Regions from separate parts of the Mus musculus genome. Here regions 1 and 2 are each linked to region 3. The links are chromatin loops, found by intact Hi-C in ENCODE. Cell type or tissue: left cerebral cortex. All regions are shown on one strand. Region 1 holds the start of Nus1 (NUS1 dehydrodolichyl diphosphate synthase subunit). Region 2 holds the start of Slc35f1 (solute carrier family 35, member F1). Region 3 overlaps Cep85l (centrosomal protein 85-like).

Region 1 (8,000 bases), 890 kb after region 3:
GATTATTCTTACATAAGGCAAGTGGCACAGTACCTTTTGTTCTACGTTCAGGTCAAACTCCAGAGTGCAGAAGCACCACATAAGTAGCTTGATAAAAATAGCAAAGCCTGGGTTGGAATACCTTAATTCAGCTGATCAGTAAGTGTGATGAGTCAGTGGTGCCATGAACGTTCAAGGACTCTTTCTCAAACTCCCCTAAACAGACCTACTGTAATCGTAGTACCAACCCAACTGGGCAATAAGGGGTACCCAACCCGACTATTTGGAGCACTGTGTACTTCAAGTGAACACAAAAAAGCAGAAGAGCCCCAAGGCTGTATCATCAAATACATTTAAGAAACACTTTTTTTTAAACACAATTCCTATCATAATCATTTTCTAAATCATAAACACACAGATAAAATAGTCAATTCTCCTTATAAGAACCGTGAGCTCAAAATTTCCTGACCAATCTTCTAAGAAAACTTTAACTTTCAATGAATAAATACAGCAGAAGTTAGCATAATCAAAACGGTTGGCAAGTATAATGAAGAAGTACATAGGCTTAACTGAATCGCTCAGGGCTACAGTGCCAAAGGCCCAGAGTTCAATCCCCAGAGTGACCACCAAAACATAAGACACTCCAGGTGAAGAACTCACTTCAGAATAAATAAATAAACAAACAACTAAAAACCAGACCCATGCCTGTAATCCCAGCAGCAGAGAAGCTGAGGCAGGAGAACCTTAAGTTGGAGGCCAGCCTACCAAGACAAAAGCAAACAAACTTGGTCATTGGTTCACAGGAAGAGACAAATGAAAGTAAATGTCAATGGGTATTTTAGTCTAAGAATTAAAAGCAACCTATAGCCCATCATAATCAGAATGAATGGTATTTAAATACAGATGTGAGGTTGATGAGATGTAGGCTAGGGGGAAATTAAATCATAGGCTTGTCTCCACAGTGGCTGCTATCAACACCCTTCAGCTCTACCTTGAGGCATAAGCCATTTTCCCCCTGAGAAGTAAAATCTACTGCCTTCATTCCAGACAGACAGTGTGACTGCTTGCTTAAACTAGGTCCTAAGGCCTTGCAGATTTGGTCTGATTCTCAGAACTTTTGATCTGAAGGCAAGTGGATCATTTTGAAGTCTCTATTATATAAAAAAGCCTATAGTAGCCTTATGAAGACAGGTGACCATCTCTTCCACTCCAGCCACTATGAATCAGGCATAAAATGGATGACACATGGCAACCTTTATGTCTCTGCCAATTGACTGACTGCAATCTATGTATGTAAGTGACTGCAAGGAAAATTGCCCAATTGTACTGAGTCAACACGTAATTATTTTAAAACACTGAACTTTGGGATAGATTTCTACAACATATGAGCAAAACAGCTGCCTGGGCATTCATCTTACATTGTTTTCCAACATTCTGCTACAGAAGCCTACCTGTTATACTCACTGTTCCCAATGACCAATTCAACACGTTAAGGAAAATCTAATGGGAAAGCCACCAAAGAGGTGGCATTTCCAATTCACATATAGGGAGGGACAAGGGAGTGTTTGAGCTCCTAATCCTATGTACCTTTGGGAGTTCCAATGCAAAGGTCACTTTCCCTTCTTCCTAGAGCCACCGGGGGACAACAGCACTTCAAGGGGATTTCCCCGTTTCTCTCCCTGGTCTTTCGTACTCATTTGTCACGACTTACATATGGGTCTGCATTGATATATAGTAGCTATCCCTCCTTGAAAGTTTTCTCGTTTATGTACATGTCAATACACAAAAACTTTTCTAAATATCTATAGCAAAACAATCTTAAATAGAGGCATACTAGAGGAAACAGAAGAACGTTTAAACACCTTTACCTATTCCAAGGTCTCTCTGTACTTTCAAACCTGAGCTTTCCCTTCCGGCTATCACCTCCTCTCCCCTCCCCTATCTTTTCCCCATTGTGTGTCTAAAACTATAAATTGTCCAGCACACTTATATTAGATGTATTCGTTATGTTCTGTTCTCATTGACTCCTGCATGCTTTCTCATGCTTAGAAAGCTATGCTATTTCATATACACCCAACTTGGGCTTGCTGAAAGAAAGAACCAGTCAAAAGCCAGGATATGTAAAGATCTCTTATTCAAACTATGAAATTATGGCCTTTAAAACAAAGTGCTTCTACAGAAGCACACAGAATCCTTGAAGTCTATTCAGTTAAAAAAAAAAAATGCCCCTTAAATCCCCATTTAGTTCTAGGTCAAAACTTGGCTTAAGTTGGCTTCTTTTCCTTGCTAATAATTTTCCCTCAAAGAGCATATGACACAGGACTTGAATCACACCAGAAATTGAGTAACAGGAACTGCAGGAACAAGGAAGTGTGGATGTATTGTGAACTCCTGCTTGGAAGCAGTCTTGTCAAACAACTCAGCTCTAGCTTTCCTTCCTACTGGATGTACGTCAATCCACGTTACTTAATGCCTTTGATTTCCTTTTTTATTGTCTTATTATATCCCACACTACTGACTGCACTGGGTCAGGCAAGGGCCATGTCGCCTCCTAGACTTCTACTGGTTTCATGAGTCCTTCGGGAAACTCTGTATTGTCAGTCTCTGAATATATTGCACTTTACCCTATAGGGCAAATTATCACTTCAGATGACAGACTCCTGGGGAGTCATCCTCCTTGCTAGCTGTAAAAGAGAATAAAGTAGTCAGAGGTTACTATTACCCCAACCAAACCCCAAACTCAAATACATAGCTGACAAAGATTTAAAGGCAAAACTCAAAATTGCTTCTCCGGAGCATGCAGGCAGTTTACCGGAGAAGAAAGCCGTCATTTTTCTTTCCTGCATACCAATCCTCCTGACTCACCCTACTCAGCCCATCTCTAGCTTTAAGGAAACACCAAGGCACTTAGACTTGACGGAAATGCAAGGCTGACATTTAGAGCCTCCTCTTTATCTCGCTCCTGGTCTTCAATCCCCTACTAACATTTCATCTCCTCTACCCCAACTCTCAAGTTCCTCCTTTCAGAATCTCCTTTCTAGTAGAAACACTCCCCAAATGTCATCCATCACCTCTGTGAGTGTGTCCCTTTCTCCCCTCCAGCCTGAGACGAAGGCAAAATTCCAAGAAATATATTTGCCATTATAACTAACGCTTTAGGCTTGTCATGCAGTAAGTGTTGAGTTCTGTCCTTAACAAACCCGTGGTGAAATCCACTGCCTTGATTACTTGAAGGAACACAAGTGTATCTAGTACTGTACTGGCCTCTAAGGTGAAATGGCAACACGTGATTTCAGGCCTTTTTCCAGGCCTATCAAAACTCTCACACACTTTTCAGAAACCCCATTCAAATGCCACCTAACTCCAAGAGAGCTCATTTGGAAATCCTACAATGCAGCTCACGTATAAAGCCGCCACTGCTTGGTCGCCCTTAAGATGAGTTCATTGAACCCCCTTGAAGAGACACTTTGAAGAGCGCACAGACTGGTTAACTCCCCGTTACTTTTATGACCTTGGGCAAATCAGTTAATGTTCTGAACGTCAGCTCCCTCTTTCGTGAAACAAAGCCAGAGAAAACCACCTCCCTTAACGGACTACATTAAATATCTTTTACATGTTACAAACACTAACCAAATCTAAAGACTTTGTCAACGTCAACGTTCAATAAGACTGATCTCCCTTCCTCGAAAGCACCAGCACAGTGTAAGGGCCAAGGGCTACCGAAACTCGCAGGGCCTGGAGAGGGCGGCGGCCTCGCAGGACGACCGGGAACAAACTAGCTAGAAACGTAGTCCTCAGACTCGGAAGTGCCTCGGTCACCCCACCTCCCACCCGGCCTCACCTTGGTGGTCGTAGACGCTAATGTAGGAGATCCCCACGGCCATACACCACACCACGAGGCTGGCGATGTCTGAGAAGCTGGGCTCCTGCACTTCCTCCGTGACCAACAGGCCCATGTGCACCGGCAGCTTCTGCAGGGACCGGACGTCCGCGCGCCAGCGCAGCCGAGGATGGGTGGCGGCCGGTCCCGGTCCCGGTCCCGGTCCCCCGTGCGGGTGCCGGTGATGACGCCGGTTCCTGCCGACGGCCCGGGGCTTGCGGAGCGTGAAGCCGAGCGGCGCTAGGACCGCGGCGGAGGCGGCGCGACAGCAGCGCCGCCAGATCCAGTTCCAGGTGCCGAAGCGAACGCGGAGCCAGGAGGTGAGCGTGAGGTGCAGGCAGAGCAGCGCGTGCAGCACCCGCCACACCAGCTCGTACAGCCCCGTCATACTCCTGTGGCGCTCGGGCACCGTCACCTCCCTCCGGCCCACACCCGCGGCGCGACAGGGTCTTATCCGCCCCAGCGGCCGGCGCGGGCCATCGCTCCGCGTCCCCCCACCCCCCGCGCCCGAGCCCCTCGCCACTGCCAACACCTCACCTAGCCCCCGCCGCCATCTTCCTCCGCCCTCCGCAGCCCCGCCCCCGTTAGTACATGGAGAGTTCTGATTGGCTGCCGGGGAACTCCGACGCGACCGGGAGTCGTGGCTGGAGCCGCCACCGCACTGCTAAAGAGAGCGTGCGCTTGAGAATGAGGCTGGCTCCGGGCCGCTGGCGCCCCCTGGGGATGAGGAGGGCGACGCGCCAACGCCTCTAGCCTTTCTCCTATGGAATGATTGGGCTGTTCCTCAGACTGAGGGGAGGATCTGCAGCTTGAGATTTGTTGCCTATCTCCCCCTCACGGCCATGACAGAAACGATTCCCAAGGAGTTAAAAGCAATCTAAATGAACTGGAAGTTACACAGAGAGAATCCACCACCGCATCAGCAAGTGTAGATGCTGGAAATCGACCACGGTCCCCAAACAGAAGTGTTCTTGTCCCCAAAGGCTCAAGTGTTCTTGGAGAGGTCTCATCACAGTTCTTTGTCCAATCTTCCGACGAGAATAGAACGTCCCAGAATGGGAATGAAGTCCTACAGCATAGGACCTGGAAACAGACTGTTAGGGTCTGACACTGTTAGGGTCCCTAACAAATCAAGCTCTGCCACCTGTCCTTCATAGACCAATGACACAATAGAAGGTAAATACAGAAAAGCGAAACTGATTCAATGTGGCCACTCTGAGAAGAGAATCAGTGCCCAGATACAGTTGGATCTGTGTAATACAGACATATTTTTTACTGTATAGCCCCTTTTCCCATTAGGAAATGTCTACAGGCCTTAATGTTTTGGCCATTGTCACCTGTTTTAATTGGTCTCATTTCTGTAAGAATTGCTTTGCTTTAGTTTAAAACGTGAGTCTCATGTCCATCTGCAAGTTTTGTTGCCTTTGGCAGGAAATGCCTGTGGAGGAATTTTAATTGGGCAACATGGCTCCTCTCAATAACCGTAGCCAAAGATATGATCTGGCCATGATCCACACTGGATTACAGTATGATCTGGCTGGAATACACACACTCCCTTAGCACATACCTGTAATCCCTGACAATGAAGATAAGGCTAGTTTGTTGAAGGAAGCATCCATGTTTGAAATTGATGTTTAATTGAAGGGCAAAGTTATGAATCAGGAAAAAAATTGAGTGAGAGATAGGATACGTCCAACTCACAGAAAAACAGACAGGAAACAGATGCTAGTTATGGGAGGGAGGAGAGAGAGAGAGAGAGAGAGAGAGAGAGAGAGAGAGAGAGAGGTGGAGTGGGGAGGTGGGTAGTATATGTGTATGGCAGTTTTACAAAAACAGTTTTACTGAGATAGGTTACAGAGGGAACAAACTAGATACAAGTGAAGACAGAATGAGTCAGAGAATGAGAGTCAGAACATATTAGAACATATTGCCAAAGTTAGTATGAAGCCAGTCAGAGCAATTCAGTAAGAAGCCAGATTGAATCAGTCAGCTCAGAAGATTAGATTGTATGGAGGCTAGAAGGTTCCAGGCATAGATCTAGGGATATTTAGAACAGAGAAGGAAACACTCTGGGTTCATTCCAAGCCATGTATCCATATAACCTGGGTACAGCTCTCATCTCATCCCTTCCTCTGAGGAAATAAAAGAGACATTTACAAGTGTCAGCTAAGGCTGAGGCACGCCCTACACACTTCTCTCCCTCTTGGTCTGATAGCCATAGCTCTTCTGAGAGTAGATAAAGTAGTGGAAGAGGGGGAAGACCATGAACAACAGCAAAATGCAGTCTTCTGCACTGGCTGCAGCTTAATGTTCTACAGCCCAGATGATGTCCTAGGGAAGCTGCTAGACACTCACTGAGACCTAGCTGACTGTCCCAGAGGCACCAAACCTGACCATCCCAGCTGCCACCCTATCATGTTTCTTTGATGTGCTTAGCTCTTTGCTCTCATGCTCCCTACTCTGGCAAGATTAAAGCCATTAGTCTCATGGATCCTTTACCTCTAGGCAGCCGATTTCCTTCTAAAATAGCTGAAGCAGGTAGGCGATTCTCTTATACTAAGGATGTTCAGCTTCCTAATGGGATAGAGCAGTGGAGGACCACTATGCTGCTTTTGTGGCTCTCAGTAGACTAGGGACAGAATTGTCTTATGCAGGACAGTTCTCTGTGTCACTTTGGACTGACATAGTTCTCCTGCTTCCCTAGAGTTCTCAGAAATAACTGTAAATGTGTTTAGAATGTAACATCTTAGGACACTGAAGTACTAGCCTCAACAACTGGGTCTTTATTCTAATACTCCGGTAGAAATGATGTTCTTCAGCACCTAGCAAGCAGTCCAGATTATAAAGTTCTGCACAGGCCACTTTCTGTGGTGCCTCATCTACAGTGGAAATGAGATATTTGAAAAAGAGATTCGAGAGCTGGAGAGATGGCTCAGTGGTTAAGAGCACTGACTGTTCTTCTAAAGGTCCTGAGTTCAAACCCCACAATCACATGGTAGCTCACAACCATCTATAATGAGATCAGATGTCCTCTTCTGGTGTGTCTGAAAACAGCTACAGTATGCTTATATATAATAAATAAATACATGTTTTTTTTAAAAAGAAAAGAAAAAATTAATTAAAATAAGATATTTTTTAAAAAGAAAGAAAAGAAAAGAAAAGAAAGGAAAAGAAAAGAAAAGAAAAGAAAAGAAAAGAAAAGAAAAGAAAAGAAAAGAGAAAATTCCATTCTCTCTGGACAGATTTTTTGGAGTCCTAGACTTCTGTTGTCTCCTTCTGCCTACCTATAATAAGTGCACCTTGTCTAATTAGATGTGTGGGTACAGTTTTGCCTCATTAGATTGGGGCAATAGTAAAAGCGCATCCAAGATACAGTGGCACAGCACGGCAAAACACTGTGAATCTTCATCTGGCAGTGTTTCCCAAACTCTGGCCCGTCTCTGCCCTCGGAGAATGTCTCTCACGCTCAGCTGCTATTCTGAACTACCATTCCTCCGAAGAATAGGGAACAAATTACCCATGAAAGGAGTTACAGACACAAAGTTTGGAGCTAAGACAAAAGGATGGACTATCCAGAGACTACCCCACCCATGGATCCATCCCATAATCAGCCACCAAACCCAGACACTATTGCATATGTTAGCAAGATTTTGCTGAAGAGACCCTGATATAGCTGTCTCTTGTGAGGCTATGCCAGTGCAGAAGTGGATGCTCACAGTCATATATAGAACGGAACACAGGGCCCCCAATGGAGGAGCTAGAGAAAGTTCCCAAGGAGCTAAAGGGGTCTGCAACCCCATAGGTGGAACAACAATATGAACTAACCAGTACCCCCAGAGCTTGTGTCTCTAGCTGCATATGTAGCAGAAGATAGCCTAGTCGGCCATCATTGGGAAGAGAGGCTCCTTGGTCTTGCAAACTTTATATGCTCCAGTACAGGGGAACTCCAGGGCCAAGAAGTGGGAGTGGGTGAGTAGAGGAGCAGGGCAGGGGGAAGGTATAGGGAACTTTCAGGATAGCATTTGAAATGTAAATAAGGAAAATATCTAATAAAATAAAATAAAATAAAAACAACTCATATTTGCAAGAAACAATTGTGGAATATGTAAAATGTCATTGTCCCTGGGCCTAAAAAAGAAAA
Region 2 (8,000 bases), 620 kb after region 3:
CATCATTCTACGATGGTTTAACAAGCTGAACAATATCTAAACACTGCCAACCCTCACCAATCACACTTGACCAATAGGAAGGAGCCTGGTCGATCTGGAGTTGCTACCAATATTATTGAAACAATACTGTCACAAAACCCAAATCTATTATGCAAACAAAATTATTCCATCACAATTTTTAAAGTGTTTTCAAAATTTTTAGTCCCTTTTTCAAAAGAATAATGTGCCCTTATCTCTTCAGGAATGAGGAAAGTTATTATAATATAAAGAATGATTCTGAAATGTTTGAAGAGTTTGAGAGACAAATAAGAATTTGCTTCACATTCCATATTTTTGAGATAAAAATGTCATTAACCAGACCTAAGTCTCAGTTTTTCTTCTGTACATAGAAAATAATGCCACTCAAGCCACAGAAGGCTCACATAAGGCTCAGTAAAATGCAATGTGCTACCCATGAAAGCCATGAGTTCACTTTCTTTACCTATGTGGCTCTTAAACTTGTCTTAGACAAAAAAAAAACAAAAAAACAAAAAACAAAAAAGCAAAAAACTGGGCTGAATAAAAGATATTTAAAACTTTCCGTTTTCCACAGTTTAGTTTTTCAGTTTTATCTAATTCTTAAAAGCATGATATGATAGAGAGTTCAGACAGGTGTCACTAAACACATTCCACAGATGAAGAGCCTAAGACCAGAGAAGATAAATGTCTCTGCTGCAAGCCCTGTGGCTAGGTAGAGGCAAAGGAGTGCCCAAGTCCCTTCAAACCTACCTCTGTCAGTTATTCATTCCTGGCAATAGGATTCATTATATATGCAGAATGACCTCAAAAATAACAAGTGAATGATAGCATTGGTGTTTTCTACTTTGATGAGAAAAATAATAATTTAATAGTTAAGACTGTATTCTGTTTAAAATATTGCGACTTTAAAATGGCAAGTATTCACAGAGTACACACACACTATCTTCCCTATTTCTTTTGCTTTTTATCATTTTAAAATCGTCTTTTTAAATGCGATATTTGGGGGTGTGTTAGCCAAAGCTACAAATGATAAGGTAAAAACTGGACTTTCTATTGCCAATTTATGTCTCACTGAAGAGTGAACTCTTGTTTGGTAGTAGAAATGCCTATAAATAAGTTATTGTTGATCATTAGATCGTAACAAGGAATTTTTGAATTGTATGCAACCATTCCCACCAAATAAAAATATTTTCAAGTTATTTCTTTACATATATTTGTACTCTCAGCAAAGCTTTATGACCCAAACAGTTTCAAGTGAGTGATCAGGGAATCACTGTTACCAGAAAACGGTACCACACAGAAACCTGTATGAATAATAAGATCGGAAGGGTTACCCTACAGAAACCCTGAAAACGACACACTCTCACAACTGGCTGTGTGGATTTTGTCTATCAGCTCGTCAATCATTTAAGTTAGTTAAGTAGCAAAACTCCCTTTCACATCAGAGCTGAATGAGGGTACTACAGGAAATTCTACTTTCTTGTCAATAGTACCCTCGTCCTAAAACATGTCTGTCCTTAATAACCCACTACGTAGATTCCAGCAGAGAGACCAGGGCAGTGTGAAGCAGAGTAACTAGGCACCTGATTCTCACACACCCTTCTAGCAAGATCTTGCACTTTGTTCAGGTCTGGCCCAGGCCTCTAGCCTCTTTTTCTTACTCCAAAAGCCATCAAGAGTCTGCACAGCGAGTGAAATGTCAGGCAGAAGTGTTTCCCCTTCTGTCTGGGGTTGGGGGTGGGGGTATCCTCACCTTATGCCCCTGGGGAGGGGAATCAGTGCCACCAGGGCGGAGCGAAAGACAGCGTGAGGTTGGCGACTTCCACGCCATCACCGCAGCCCGGGGCCTTCCCGCCTCCGCCCGGGCCATGTTGGGGTGGGGTGGGGGTGTCCCCAAAGCGCAAAGCTGGGATAAGAGTGCAAAGGGGAAGTGATACAACGTGAGGATGCGAGGCGTGAGCATGGACACACACAGGGCATCTGCAGGTAGAACAACCCCGCCTTTCTCCAACTCGCTCTCCGGACCTGCCTGCAGCCCGACCACTGGGGGATCCCAGCGTCAGGACAAAGCTGTCGCGGCCTCTCTGAGAGCGCAGGGAAAGAGAGCGAGCCCTGGCTCTCTCCCCTGGCTAGGACCCAGTGCCAAAGGACCTCGGGGACACGTCGGATGGGGAGAAAGGGGTCCGCGGGCTAGGCGCCTGCAGTGCCTGTCCCTGGTGTCCCCACTGGGAGCCTGTGCTCACCTGTTCAGCACTTTGCGGATCCTCTGGCGCATGCTAGCCCGGGAGGAGGCGGACAGGCTCACGCCGCCGCTGCCCTCAGCTGGCAGGTTCTCGATGGTGGTCACCACATGGTTCGGCGGGGCCGGTGGAGGTGGTGGCTGCAGTTGGGGCTGCGGAGGCTCGGGGGGAATCATCGCGGCGGAGGCGGAGGTGGATGGCTATCAGAACGCTGCCCCGCACATAGTGCGCGGGCTCCGGGCCCGGGAACAAGCAGAGGACCCGGCCAAGCGGCCCCGGCCCGGGGAGGCGGTGCCGCTTGCGAAGCGACGAAGCGGGAGACACCGGCGGGCTCCGGCCGCCTCCTCCCAGCCCAGTGCTCTCGGGTTGCTACCCAGTCCTGGCTGCACACCCTCTCTCCGGGCCGCTGCCACCTCCCGCCGGAGCTGCAACCAAGTCCTGGCACACCCCGCCAAGTGGCTGCAAAGGGGGTCGGCGGGGACCCGGAGCTGCCGGGTCCACTGCAAGGACCGTGCAGAGAGAGGAACGGGGCTGCCGGGTTTCGTCTTCTCTCCCAGTGCCTAGGGCTTGTCCTGGCTGTGGCAGTTGTGGTGGCGCCGCTTCAGCTGGCGCCGGGTTCGCTTAGAAAGCTGCCGTCTGTGTCTCACGGAGTGAGAAACCAAGAGTGAACCTGGAGCGCCGGGCGGGGGCGCCGCGCCGGCAGAGGGGGGTGGGGGTGGGATGAACGCTCTGCTCCCCGCCAGAGGGCGCTCCGGAGGTGCCTTGGTGTCCCCAACCCTCCTCCTGGCATCCAAAGAGGCCCCTGGTCTAGGATGCTGTGATTGGTGGTGGGTACTTTTGTCTTTTAAGTGCAGTAGTGGATACATCCTCCCTGTGAAATTGGGGAGGATTCCTCTTGCTTCTGCGGAGGCTCTGCAGAATCCAGCACCATGGGCCCGGGACAGAGGCACAACCCAGAGACAGTTTGTTGGTCCAGGCTACAAATTAAGCACCCTAAATATCACAACTATGCTCATCTAGAATGGACCTGGAGGAAAAAGGAAGTAAAACAGTTTCTCACTAAAAATGCATGCTGGGAATTGGGAAAAGCAAACTAAGTCATCCCAAAACAACTCCATTTAGGCAACAGAGCACTGTGGAAGGAAAGTGAAAATAACAGAGATCCTAGAAAGTTTTTTTTTTTTAAATTCTAGGACAAGGCTACTCCTGAGTTGCCCATGGCATTGTAAGAGTTAAATGAAGTAAATTACCCATCAAGAGGGCCTGATGGCTCCCTCAAGGTCCTCCAGCTGTCAAACAAATAACTTTGTTAGCTCCTGAAATCATAGCCCACTTTCTGCCCAATGGACCTTATCCCAGACATTCCTTATACCTATTGATCTGCATTTCAAATAGTTATTGACTCTGGAAATTTTTTCAGATGCCTCTTAATCTAGATTGCCTGGGCAAGGATCTTGCCACAAGAATGATATGCATTTAAGTTTTGCCCACTTCACTGCAGAATAGGGAATTGATCCTATTGAGTAAGTTTAACAGGTATATTTGTTCACACGAAAGCACATTGATACTGCCACTAAATCCAAATGCTCTAAAGACTAGCAAATGAAAACATCTGTTTAGGATGTTCAGAGAAAAATAACATTCAAAAGTAGACGATGTATTCTCAAAACAGGGAAAAGAGGGACAAAAGAGCAGTGGGTGGGACAAAAAGAAGCCAGTCCTTTGTATCATAATAGGGGTTCTTGTCATTAAAAAAATTGGATAGACAGAAATGTACAAAACTTCTCCTGTCTATATTTAAGTATCTGTCAAACCCAGTTTCTACCTGAACTGTCCCCAGGGCCCCTTTCTACAAAATTCTACCCAGCTTGGAACACTTTCCATTTTATAATTAGAACATCACCCCATGCCTTCTTTAGTGACTTTTCATTCTAGAATATTCACCCCAGATTTTCAGGACAGGTGAAAGAATTACTACAAACAAGAACAAGGCTTGTAACCTTGGGAATATTAAAATTCCAATAGATTGCAATGAGTTTGCCCTTGGGAAATGACCAAATATAGCAGACATGAGTAAAATTCACTTCAGCTGGACCTGGCAGCAAATCTCAGTAAGAATATCTCTATTAAAAGAGCATTCATTGTCATTTCAAGTGTCTCCCTTAAATGACTGGTTGCTTCAGTGCCCTCCTCCTCATGTTTGGCTAGATTCCTTTTGAGTGTTTTTGGCATATTGCTACTCAATCCTTTGACTGCACTTCTGAGCCTGCATGTATATGTATATATATATATATATGATCATTTTTCCAGAAGAACTGCAAAATCCAAATGTTCTAAATATCCAGTGAGTCAAGAAGGGAGAAAACACGGATGAGGAAATAGGATATGGGCTGGTACTGGCGAGTTTATGTCAACTCAACACGTGAGTTACCCTAGGGGAAGGACCTTCAAATAAGAAAATACCCTCATAACATTGGGCATACAAGCCTGTAGAGCATTTTCTTAATTAGTGGTTAATGTGGGAGGGCCTGACCCATTGTGGGTGTGTTACCTGTTGGCTGGTGGTCCTGCGATTTACAAGACAGCAAGCCGAGCAAGCCATGAAGATCAACTCAGTAAGCATGACCCCTACATGGCCTCTGTGTTAGCCCCTGCTTCCAGGCTCCTGCCCTGTTTAAGCCCCTACCTTGACTTCCTTCCATGATAGACAATAATGTGGAATTCTAAGCCAAATAAACTCTTTCCTCTGCTTTTGGTCATGGTGTTTCATCATAGCAATAGTAACCCTAACTAGTTCAAGGTATAAAATTCTAATCCTGCTGGTGAGAAAAGACCTTGGATTATCTCATATCATAGATGGGTGGAACCTCTTAGATTCTGTGTTCCACACTTAGCTCTTAAATAGCTAAGTGCTATGTAAAGGTAAAAACAGATGCCAAGGGTACAAATACCATAGCAGTAAGTCTGACATGGAATTAAAGTGAAAAGATACAGAAAACTTGTCTTCCTTCTTCCCTGATACACAACCACTGCTTTCTCTGTCTCAAATCAATTCTCCAAAACTTCTTAACAAATTGGGGTAGGGGTGAGAATAAAATTTAACTTAGTGGTGGCTTCCTGCATATCCAGTCTATAGCCCATTCAGGAATTTTTCCTCCTGTACATCATCTGAGCAGAGTTCTGAAGACCCTGTTGAATACCTGAAGGAAGCAGAAGTTGGCTATTAGCTCACCTACACTTTTGTATAGTGTTGATCACTTTAAAGTCTTTCAACTCATGGAAGGATATGCAGTTTGGCCTAAAATCCAAACCTTAAAGCCACTGGGCATTTTGACGAGTTTAGCATAGGGTAAACTTGTGCTTTACAATGACAATAATATCAGAGTCATGCCACCAAAGAACTTGAGACCAAATTACTGAGGAGTTGCCTAAATTGTGTTGCTACAAATATCACATAGCCCATATATCTCCCTTCCGTCATTTTCTTAATAACCTTTTTTTCTTATGTCTTATTGAATCTAACACACACTCTTCACACACACACACAAACATTATCCTTGTAAATGTCCTATTGCTATAAAGAGGTATTATAACCAAGGCAATTGATTTAGAAAAAAGCATTTAATTAGGGCTTGTTTAAGTTTCAGAGAGTTTTAACACATGGTCATAATGGCAGGAAGCATGACAGCAAACAGGAAGACACAGTACAAGAGAAATAGCTGCAGGCCGCAGGAAGAGATACACTGGGCCTAACTGGAGTTTTTGAAACTCAAAGCCCACCCCCTAGTGTCACATTTCCTCCAACAGGGCCACACCTCCTAATCCTTCCTAACAATGCCAGTTTCTGATGACTAATCATCCAAATACAAGCCTATGGATATCATTCTTATTCAAACCACCACATTCCATTCCCTGGCCCCCATTGGCTTGTAGCCACATCTTAGTGCAAAAATGCACTCAATCCAACTTCAAAAGATCCCATAGACTATCACAGTATCAACACTGTTTAAAAGTTCAAAGTCTCTCCTGAGACTCAAGGCTATCTCTTAACCATAAGCTCCAGTAAAGTCAAATTTAAAAAAGCAGACCACATACTTTCAACATACAATGGCATAGGATGTATATGACCAATATAAAGGGGGCTGGTGAGGGAGCACAGTGAGAACATACTGGACCAAAGCAAGACTGAAAAACAAGGTGGAAAACCTCCAAACTCTCCATGCATCTCCATGTCTAACGTCAAAGAATCTTCAGATCTCCACCTTCTTTCAGCTTTGTTGACTGTAAAACACTTCTCGATCTCTTTCTCTTGGACTGGCTACACTCCCTGTGAACAGCATTCCTTGGCAGGTATTCTACAAGTCTAGCATCTCCAACACAATCCAGTTGTCACCTCCACAGTTCAACACAATGACCTCTCTATACCTCTGTGGGGACATCCCTGACACATGCCTGGCCTCAGCAGCTTGTCCTAGCTGAACAGATTCCATAGCCTCTTTCTTGTATCTTTGACTCTAAAGCCAGAGCCACAGGACCAAAGATGCTAAGTTCTGCTTCCTAGGGCTGGAACTTGTCCCCCTGGTTCAATCACATCTGCATCAGCTTTCTATTGTTGGTGATTTCCTGCACTCCCTAAATTTTTCTTTAATTCCTTTTCACAAGTTGGAATCTTGGCTGGGTGAGGTCTTACCTTGAGCTCACTCCTCCCTCTATTCCCATTATCATCTGACTTTTCTTTAAAGTTTTTATCTCCTTAGACATTATACTTAGCTCCATTTTACTCCCTGGTGTTCCTTTTCTCCCCAAACTGTACTTTTTTTTATTTTTCCTTGCTCAACTTGCTCCTTTTCATTATAGATTTCTAATAAGAGTGGCCACAAATAACCACACAACACTGTAAATACTAGGCTGTCTTTAAATAGCCTCAGCCAAAACTCTTCAACTTAGCCTCAGGCAGATATTTTAGGACTAGAGCAAAAGCAGCCACACTCTTTGCCAAAATATCAAAATATTAAACTGTGCTTAATGCATTCAACTGCTTTCCTAATGCAAAGTCCATATTCTACCAACGGTATCAGACCTGTCACAGCAATACCCTAGTCCCTGGCACCAATTTCTATCTTGGTCACAGTTCTATTGTTGTAAAGAGACATCATGATCAAGGCAACTCTTATAAAAGAAAGAACTGAGACTTGCATACAGTTCAGAGTTTGAGTCCATTGTCATCAAAGTGGGGAGCATGGTAGCACGCAAGCAAACATGGTACTGGAGAAGTAGCTGTGAGTTACGTCTACATCCAGATCTGCAGGCAACAGGAGCAGAGTCACTGGGCCTGCTGTAGGCTTTTAAACCTCAAGGCCCGCCTCCAGTGACATTTCGTCCAACAAGGCCATACCTACTTCAATAAGTCCATACCTCCTAATCCTTAATAGTTGTGGATGAAGTCCAATTATGCAGGGTCAGATTATGCTTTAATAGATTTAAAATATCTATTTTTTTCAAGACAGGGTTTATCTATGTAGCCTGCCTCTGCCTCCTAAGTGTTGGGATTAAAGGTGTCTGCCACCACTGCCCGGCCAATATCTATGCATTCTATAAAGGGTACCATTTCTAAAAGTGTAGTAGGTGGCTGAGAGGTAGTGGCGTACTCCTTTAATCCCAGTCCTACCTCTAATTGGAAGACAGAGGCAAGCAGATCTCTATGAGTTTGGCCTGGTCATCAGAGTTAGTTTCAGGACAGCC
Region 3 (8,000 bases):
GTATATTTTATATCTGTTGTTTTGTATATGTTCATTTATTTTGTAATCTCTGGAAGGAAACAACTTGGTGATGGCGTGTTATCTTTTTCCTATATCCTTGAATTAGTTTCTAAGTGCTTTTTTTTTTTTTTGATAACTTTCAGATATAGGTTCATCATGGCACATGGGTTGGTGTTATGTTCTCATGTGACTTTGTGTCAGGCATGCTGGCTTTGTAGAAGTGGCTTGGTGGTGTTGCTTTCATTCTGTTCTGAGGACTAGCTTTCAGAGTACTAGCATTAGCTTTTCTTTAAAGGGTTGGTAGACTTCAGGGATGGTCTTGTCTGGTTCTGGGCTTTCCTTTTGTGGGAAACTGTTAATACTGCAGACTACTTTTTCTCTCATGGATATGTTTATATCTTTTAGTTTTAATTTTGAATTATGTGTTTGGGAGTTTATTTCTGGTAGATTTTCTTCGTCTATGAATTATCAGTTTCAAAGTATTTCCCAATGATTACCTGGACCTCAGTGGAATCTGGGAGCAGCTTCCTTTACTCTCCAGTTTTACTCATTTGGTTCTCTTGGTTATGATGAGTAGGGCCATCTCGCCTTAAGATGAAGTTTTAACTGCTGTCATTTGTTGGCTCTTTTTTCTTGGTAACTAGATATGCTTTATTCTTTTTATAATTATTTTCTCTCTGCTATTGGCATTAGAGGTTTTTTTTGTGTTGGAAATAATAGATTTGTTTTGACTTCTTCTTTACCCATTTATTCTTCAAATGACGTTTAACCTTCCCCATGTTCCTGTAGTTGAGATGGTTTTATTTTCCAGGCATGCACAATCTAGTCCAGCAGATTGAGCTTGCCCATGCTCCTCTTTACTCTGATTTATGCTGCTGCTGGGCTTTACTGGGCTGGCAGTGCCATCTTCAGTAGTTTTTCTTCTTTTCATACTAGCCTTTGCTCACCAGTTTTAGCTTTGTAGTGTCTGAGGTAGACCAGTTCTCCCACTCTCTAAAACCCTATTTGTAAACTCTGGGGTAGTTAATGCCACACATGGAAGGTGTCTCCCAAATGCATTGTAAGTCAGGAAGCAAACACAGCACTGTGATGTATATAGGCAGCCCTGACTGTGTACTTTCATAACCCACTCAGCATTAAATATTGCTTGCCACAAGGATTTGGCTATGGATGCCATTATAATCTTTTATACTTCAGTTTCTTGGTCTATGCCACTGAACTTTATGATTATGGATAGCTCTAGAGGTTGATGCACCCACTGACCTCAGATTCAGTACTGTAGACCTCAAGGTTCCAGGGTGCTGAGGTCACTGACTTGATGTTAAGGATAGGGCTACATTGCTCTATACCTGTTACTGCCTGACTCCCTTGCTACTTCCACTTTCAGACTTGTCCTTGTCTGGTCCTTTCTTCTTCATTGTTAACATAGCTGCCTCTAAGCTTGGGGCTCTCATATTGGCTTCTGTCTCCCTTAATTACAACTGTCTGTTCTTAGTTCACAAATCCCCAGAGTAGCTCATTTTAAATAACATTTTCTCTGTCAAAATGGCACCTGGACACCCCTCCAAGCCACATGTAATGACAAAATGGAACTTCTCCCCACTGCTGACCCATCCTGAAAAAAAAAATCATTCTCACTAAAACCCTCAAGTGGATTTGCAGTTTGCAGGAGGTGTGCACTGTCTTGTGACTGGGTCTACTCATCTTTTTCCATATTGGCTGCCTGGCTTACCCTCTGGATGAGGCTTCTCACTCATGTTGCCCTTCTGTTTCCCCCAATTCATGTCTGTCCTATTACTCAGTTTGTGACTTTCCAGCTATACTCTCTTTGTTTGGAATCGCCTTACCCTGACTCTTCTGAACTGTCTCACATGGAAGCAAGTTCTACTTTGCCACCATTGGATGCTGCATAAACCACACTCCAGAGACTTTCCAGTTGACAAAATAATGAACTCTAAAAATCTGGTAGCCCCAAGATTAAGAACACTTGATACTCTTGCAGAAGACCAGGTTCAGTTCCAAATACCCACTTGGTAGTTCACAAGTGTCTGAAATACAAGTTTCAGGGGATCTGATGCTCTCTTCTGGTTTCTGTGAGCACTGTATGCATGTGGAACACTTACATACATGGAAACAAAACACTCATATATAAAAAATACACTGATGATCACTCTAATCGTTATTTTGTTTTGTAAATCCCCTTTCTTTCATTTCTTTATTTTTTTACTATGAAGTTTCCTTAATTTTACGGAATATTTTATAAATGAGTTTCACCTTTATAGGCGAGCCTGTTTAACATTCAGTATCCCAAGCACAGTGTTAAACTCTCGAGGTCCAAAAACGATAGCTTCAGAATTCATGGTTCTTAAAATAGAACATGTCTATCTACTCCTTCCTGATATAATTTTTGTTTTCAACTGAAATTAGTTACACCACTTTCCCCTCTCCCTTTCCCCTCCATCCCCTTAGTATCCTTATGCAAAGCCTTTCCATATTCTCCATTCTAAAATCGATAATGTCTATTGCTTTGACAGTATTTATTATATGAATACATATGTATTTGTATACACACACACACACACATATATATATATACATATATATATGTATATACATATATGTATATATATGTATATATAATAAAACCTGGGGAGTCTGTTTAGTTTCAAGGCTTACCACTCTTCATTAGACATCCAATAGGGTACTCATCTCTGTGAGAGGCTAATTATCCTTCTCCCAGCAGGTAGTAGTTGCCCTGTAGTTCTTGTCTAGGGATGGAAACCCATGAAAACTTTCTCCTTCCGTGTTAACAAGCCCATTGGTGTTGCCATCGTTTGGATGTTGTTAACACAGCCGTTTCTAGGAGAGATTGTTTCACTGCAGATTTCCTGATATCTTCGCTGTTAAAATTTTTCTGCCTCCTTCTTCTGCAATGTTCCCTGAGCTACACATGTAGGAACTGTAATGCAAATGTATCCACCAGGGATAAGCGCCACATGATCTGTGCAAAGGACTATGACCAAGGAATAGAATTATGAATAAGCCTAGCTTGCCTGTATAATCCAGTGGAAAGACAGACATAGGGTTTGTGCTGTCTTAAACTTATATGGCCACTTTCTTCAATTATTTCTCTCTCTTTAAGAGGATTTTTTTCCTCCTTAAAACTCATTTGCATCTTTTTCTATATACATTTAGTAACTGCCTTTTTTTTTTTTCAAAAGAAAAATCTGTTGATCTTTTTATTGAGATTAAAAAGTGACAAATGAACATTTTTGGGAGATAATGTGGTTTTGATTGTGGAATTATTTTTGTTATTTTATTCGTAGATGTCAAAATTCATTTTAAGCAAATTTTTTCTTCATGTGTTATTTGTAAAAAATTAAACCAATTAGACATTGAAATCAGAAAATACTAAAAACCAAGTAGCTCTAAGACTTATACAAGGTACAGACATTAACATAGTGATCTAGCTTCCTTTTTTAAACTTTGATTCCACGTAGATCATAATATTTTATTACCGTGTAATCTACTTTGGTTTCAATTGCAAAGCAGCAGGTCCCTGTGGGATAATCCTGAGATTGATAGTATAGCAATATGAATATATTGTGCTAAATAACTAGTGTAATTTGCTTTGAAAACAGTATTTTTAGTAGAACCATTCAACATTTCATTATAACTTCATTCTGAATAAATGTTGTTCTGGTATTATACAATCATTTCACTAATTGTATTAACAAAAGCATGGCTTTGTTTTGTTTTGCTTTATTCTGTTTTGTTTTAAGGTATCTGAACAGTGTTTGAGGCCAGTAGATGGCTCTCTAAGCGAGCTTATTACAGATTTCTTTTGTGCTTTTCCCTTGTCCTGTATGATCTAGACTCATGCCCCCAGGTCAGATGATCCGGATTCTCTATCACTTTCCTCTCCTACGTTCTTTGTTGTTGTTGTTATGGTTTAGTTTCTGTTTGAGTATTACTAATTACTTATTTAATGAACTTCTTTACTAATATATTAAAGAACTCCAAGTTTCTTTTATATGTGAGTTCTGATCCTGTTCCATTTCACTGAGTTTATGAAGTTTCCTGGGCATGGAGGAGCTCTATGGGATCTAGAGTTATGTTCCTTCTTTCATATCTGGCATTAGTCATTTCTGTCACCTTTAATTGCTTTCTCCTGGCCTACCTTAAGAATTACTGATTTGAATTTTCTCTATCTTATTTTTAATTTCATTGATTTTTTTTTTTTTTGCTCTACTTTTCCTTTTTTACTTTGGATTTAACTTTCTCTAATTTTTCTAGTTCACTATAATTGGAGATTTAGTTGATTAATTTTACATCTTTCTTATTTATATTCTTGGTATAAATTTCCTTGAGCACCACTTTATCACACAGTTTATTTATTTCACAAATTCTCAGTTATACTTTAGCTGAGACTTTTTATATTTCCCTCTAGAGTTCCTCTTTAAGTCATATATTATTTATTACTGCTTTATTTTGGGATGTCTCAAGTGTGTGTGTGTGTCTGATTTCTAGTGTAACTTACCTGTGTTCAGATAGCATGTATTTTCATGAGTTTTCAGCTTTTGGGATGTGATTTATGAACCAGAATGTTGATTTCCTGGTAACTGTTTCAAAGGAACTTGAGAAGTGTGTGGTGCAGGAATGAGTAATTTATGTATGTCAGTCATCTGGCTGTTTGATGCGAGCAACTGTGTCTTCATTGCCATTCTGCCTTCTGTGGCTTGCCATCCCTGACGAGCCTGAAAGCCTCCAGTGACTATAGTGGATTTATACTGACTATAGTATTTCTTCTTGCCATTCTGTCACCATCCCTCACTCCACCCCAGGTATTTTGGTACACTTTTATGCTAAAGACTGTTTTGTATTATTAGATAAGGGCTTCTCATATAAGACACATTGATGCATTCTGGCAATCTTTGCCTTTAAGTTGGTGCATTTAAATCAAGGATGTTTATAGTGATTGTGGGTCTGATTGATTTAATAAGTTATCATGTGTGTAAATATTTTCTATCGTGTTACTCTGTTTTGTTGTAACACAGTTTTTCTCTTCTGTCATTTTAATTAAACATTTTATATGAATATTTTCATCTTATTTTAATAGTTTTTTTTAATGTTTGCCCTAGACCCTGCATACACATTTGTAACTGATCTTAAGTCCAGTTTCAATAGCCCTGATAATAAGAGTGTTATATATGTTATTTAGTAAATAATGACAGCTATATTCCCGGGCCTTGCTTTAGCACTCTTGTTCTTTTGTCTCTTTGTCTAGTTAGCCTTACTTGATGAAGCCTAGAGTCATCTGAGAGGAAAGTCTTGATTGAGTTGCCTAGCTCAGATTGCTTTGTGGCCATGCCTGTGCAGTGTTGTCTTGCTTATTAAAGTAGAATATTATGAACTGCACCATCCCTAGGTAGATGGTCTCGAACTATGAATGAAATCTAGCTAAGCATGACCCTTATACTGAGCCAGAGAGACTGCCAGCAAGCAGTTTCCTGCCTCAGTTTCCTGTCTTGGGTTCCTGCCTTGATTTCCCTTAATGATGGATTCTGACCTGGAAGCATTAGGCAAACACTTTTCAATTTGCTTTTGGTTAGAGTGGCTTATCTAGCAACAAAGTGAAACTAGGACCCTTCTTTGCTTTCCTGCCACCAAAACTAGGTACAAGCCTAAACGTAGAGAATATATAGATTTATAAAACCAAAAAAAAATCAATTTATTTACCTAAAACTATTTCTGTGTTGTTATTTTTTAGAAATTGAGATTCAACTCAGTATTGGGGGTTCTATTGTAATGTCCCCAAATATTTTCAGTTTTCCTTTTTATTTCTGTCTTGTAACCTATCACACTCTGTGTGTTCTGTCTTTGCTTTAATATTTGTTCCAGGATATTCTTCTTTGTTCTTGGAAGATGTCTTAGGGTTTTTATTGCTGTGCTAAAACACCATGGCCCAAAGTACTTTAAGAGGAAAGAGTCAGGGCAGGAACTCAAGACAGGAACCTTGAGACAAGAACTGAAGCAGAAGCCTTGAAGTAGGCTCCTGGGTTGCTCAGTTTGCTTGCTTGCTTTCTTCCTTCCTTCCTTCCTTCCTTCCTTCCTTCCTTCCTTCCTTCCTTCCTTCCTTCCTTCCTTCCTTCCTTCCTTTCTTTCTTTCTTTCTTTCTTTCTTTCTTTCTTTCTTTCTTTCTTTCTTTCTTTCTTTCTTTCTTTCTTTCTTTCAAATTATTTATTTACATTCCAGTCATTGACCGCCATCCCTGGGTCTCATCTCCTACCAATTTGTGGATATTAGCCAAAAAGTATAGAATACCTAGGATATAGCCGATAGACTGTAAGAAATGTAACAAGTAGAAAGGCCCACGTGAAGATGCTTCAGTCCCACTTAGAAGGGGGAAGGAGGCAGAGGGAAAGAGGGATCTGGATGGAAGCAGGGAAAAGGGGAACAGGATCAGATATGGGGGAGCAGGAGAGAAGCCCAGAGGGCCAAGAGAATGAATGGTGATAAGCAGCCTGGGGTTGGGGGTGAGGTGGATGGTGGCAGGAAGGGGGATCCTCTAAAGAGTACCAGAGACCCAGGAAGTAAGACACTCTCAGGACTCATTAGAGGTGACCTTAGCCAAAATGCCCAAGCTGGGGAGAGGGAACTCAAAGAGTCAGTTTGCTTTCTTACTTTCCCCCATGACCACCTACCTGCACATGAATGCCAATACCCACAGTAAGCTAGACCCCTTCAGTCAATCATTAATCAAGACAATCCCTGCAGGCTTGTCTATGGGTTAGTTTTATGGAGTTATTTTCTCAATTAAGATGCCCTATTCCCAAAAATATGTAGGTCTGTGTAAAGTTCACACACACACATACACACACACACACACACACACACACACACACACACACACACACAAACCAAAACAAACAAAAAAAATCAACACAGCAGAATTCACCTATTTTTAAAGAAATGTCTCAAAAGCCACTACCCCAGTAAAGCACAGTTATTCATTTTCCAAATGTCTCTTCATTTCCCTCTTGCTCAGTGCTTCCTCTGTACTTGATGTGGCCTTTATTTATCCACCTTGTTATATTGGTTCCTGTGCTTTAGTTGTCTAAGGCTTCTCCTTTAAAATTTGAATTCATAAAGGCTAATGCCAGAGTATGCAACATTGAAATATTCCTGCTCACAATTTGAATGGATGCCTGTCTTTTAGCCAAACCATAATGCCTTAAGACCTTGTTCAAAGTCACTTCTATATACTACCTTTCCCTAGCTACCATCTAGCAACAATCTTAGGATTTAGTCTTAATTGTGTTTTCTGAACCCTTTTCTGTAACTGTATTAGCTTTAAAATCTTCACCTACCAGAATATGCTTTGTAAATATATGTTGAATTAATAGCAGATTCTTTGTTAATTTAATACTCTACTTGATTCATCTGAAAGAATGCATATATTTTTCTGTCCATCCCTTCCAGATGTTAACACCAAGAGGTTCACCTTTTGCTATAGAAGAGTTTGCATCAAACCTTTTAAAATGAAAGAAACCGTATTGACCTTTTTTTTTTTCATTCTATGATTATGTTTTGAGCTCTAGTATGGTGCCAGGCATGATTTTAGACAAGTGTATAATCATTACCCTACTATGGACAAAAACCCTGACTTTATGAATCTTAGTTATTGAGCCAGTCTATTAAGGCTTATTGAGTTTAAGTAGTTGAAATGATTACTTATGAAGAAAATATTCATGCATTTTTTTTTGGAGACAGAGTCTTAACTACATAACTTGATAGATTTGATCTCCTACCCCTCTTTCTTTTGTTTTCAATATTGGAATTATAAGAATTTACCACCACACCCCACTTTTCCTTTGTGTTTAATTACCTCCTTAATAGTTTCACTTCTAGATGATGAAGGTGTGTAATACATTATTTCCGTTTTTGAGTATGCTTTTAAGCCAAATAGTAGCTGCCTTTTATTAAATTTTTGCTGTGTG

What was found. A loop is a pair of places that touch in the nucleus more often than their neighbours do. Peaks named below come from ENCODE experiments on the same cell type or tissue, not always from the same donor. Only the 100,000 strongest peaks of a DNase experiment are listed, where the experiment ranks them.
Region 1: it touches region 3 in a loop (2.4-fold over the local background); 2 of 42 quality-filtered maps call a loop at or near these places.
Region 2: it touches region 3 in a loop (2.4-fold over the local background); 2 of 42 quality-filtered maps call a loop at or near these places.

What each region holds. Positions count from the first base shown.
Region 1 is chr10:52,413,989-52,421,988 of GRCm38, reverse strand. It overlaps Nus1 (NUS1 dehydrodolichyl diphosphate synthase subunit), which reads right to left and starts at 4,442. Exons shown (of 5, transcript NM_030250.2): 1 at 3,821-4,442. The coding sequence starts at 4,247. In left cerebral cortex, a CTCF peak has its summit at 4,587 (motif pointing left); DNase peaks (open chromatin) are centred at 3,346, 3,540, 4,185, 4,534 and 1 more place; H3K4me3 peaks cover 2,880 bases; H3K27ac peaks cover 1,676 bases.
Region 2 is chr10:52,685,431-52,693,430 of GRCm38, reverse strand. It overlaps Slc35f1 (solute carrier family 35, member F1), which reads right to left and starts at 2,930. Exons shown (of 8, transcript NM_178675.4): 1 at 2,262-2,930. The coding sequence starts at 2,434. In left cerebral cortex, a CTCF peak has its summit at 3,020 (motif pointing right); DNase peaks (open chromatin) are centred at 2,110, 2,274 and 2,888; H3K4me3 peaks cover 2,556 bases; H3K27ac peaks cover 1,594 bases.
Region 3 is chr10:53,301,928-53,309,927 of GRCm38, reverse strand. All of the region lies in intron 5 of Cep85l (centrosomal protein 85-like), which reads left to right. Among named protein-coding and RNA genes, the nearest start is that of Gm19395, 26 kb to the right of the region's middle. In left cerebral cortex, a CTCF peak has its summit at 3,807 (motif pointing right); a DNase peak (open chromatin) is centred at 3,858.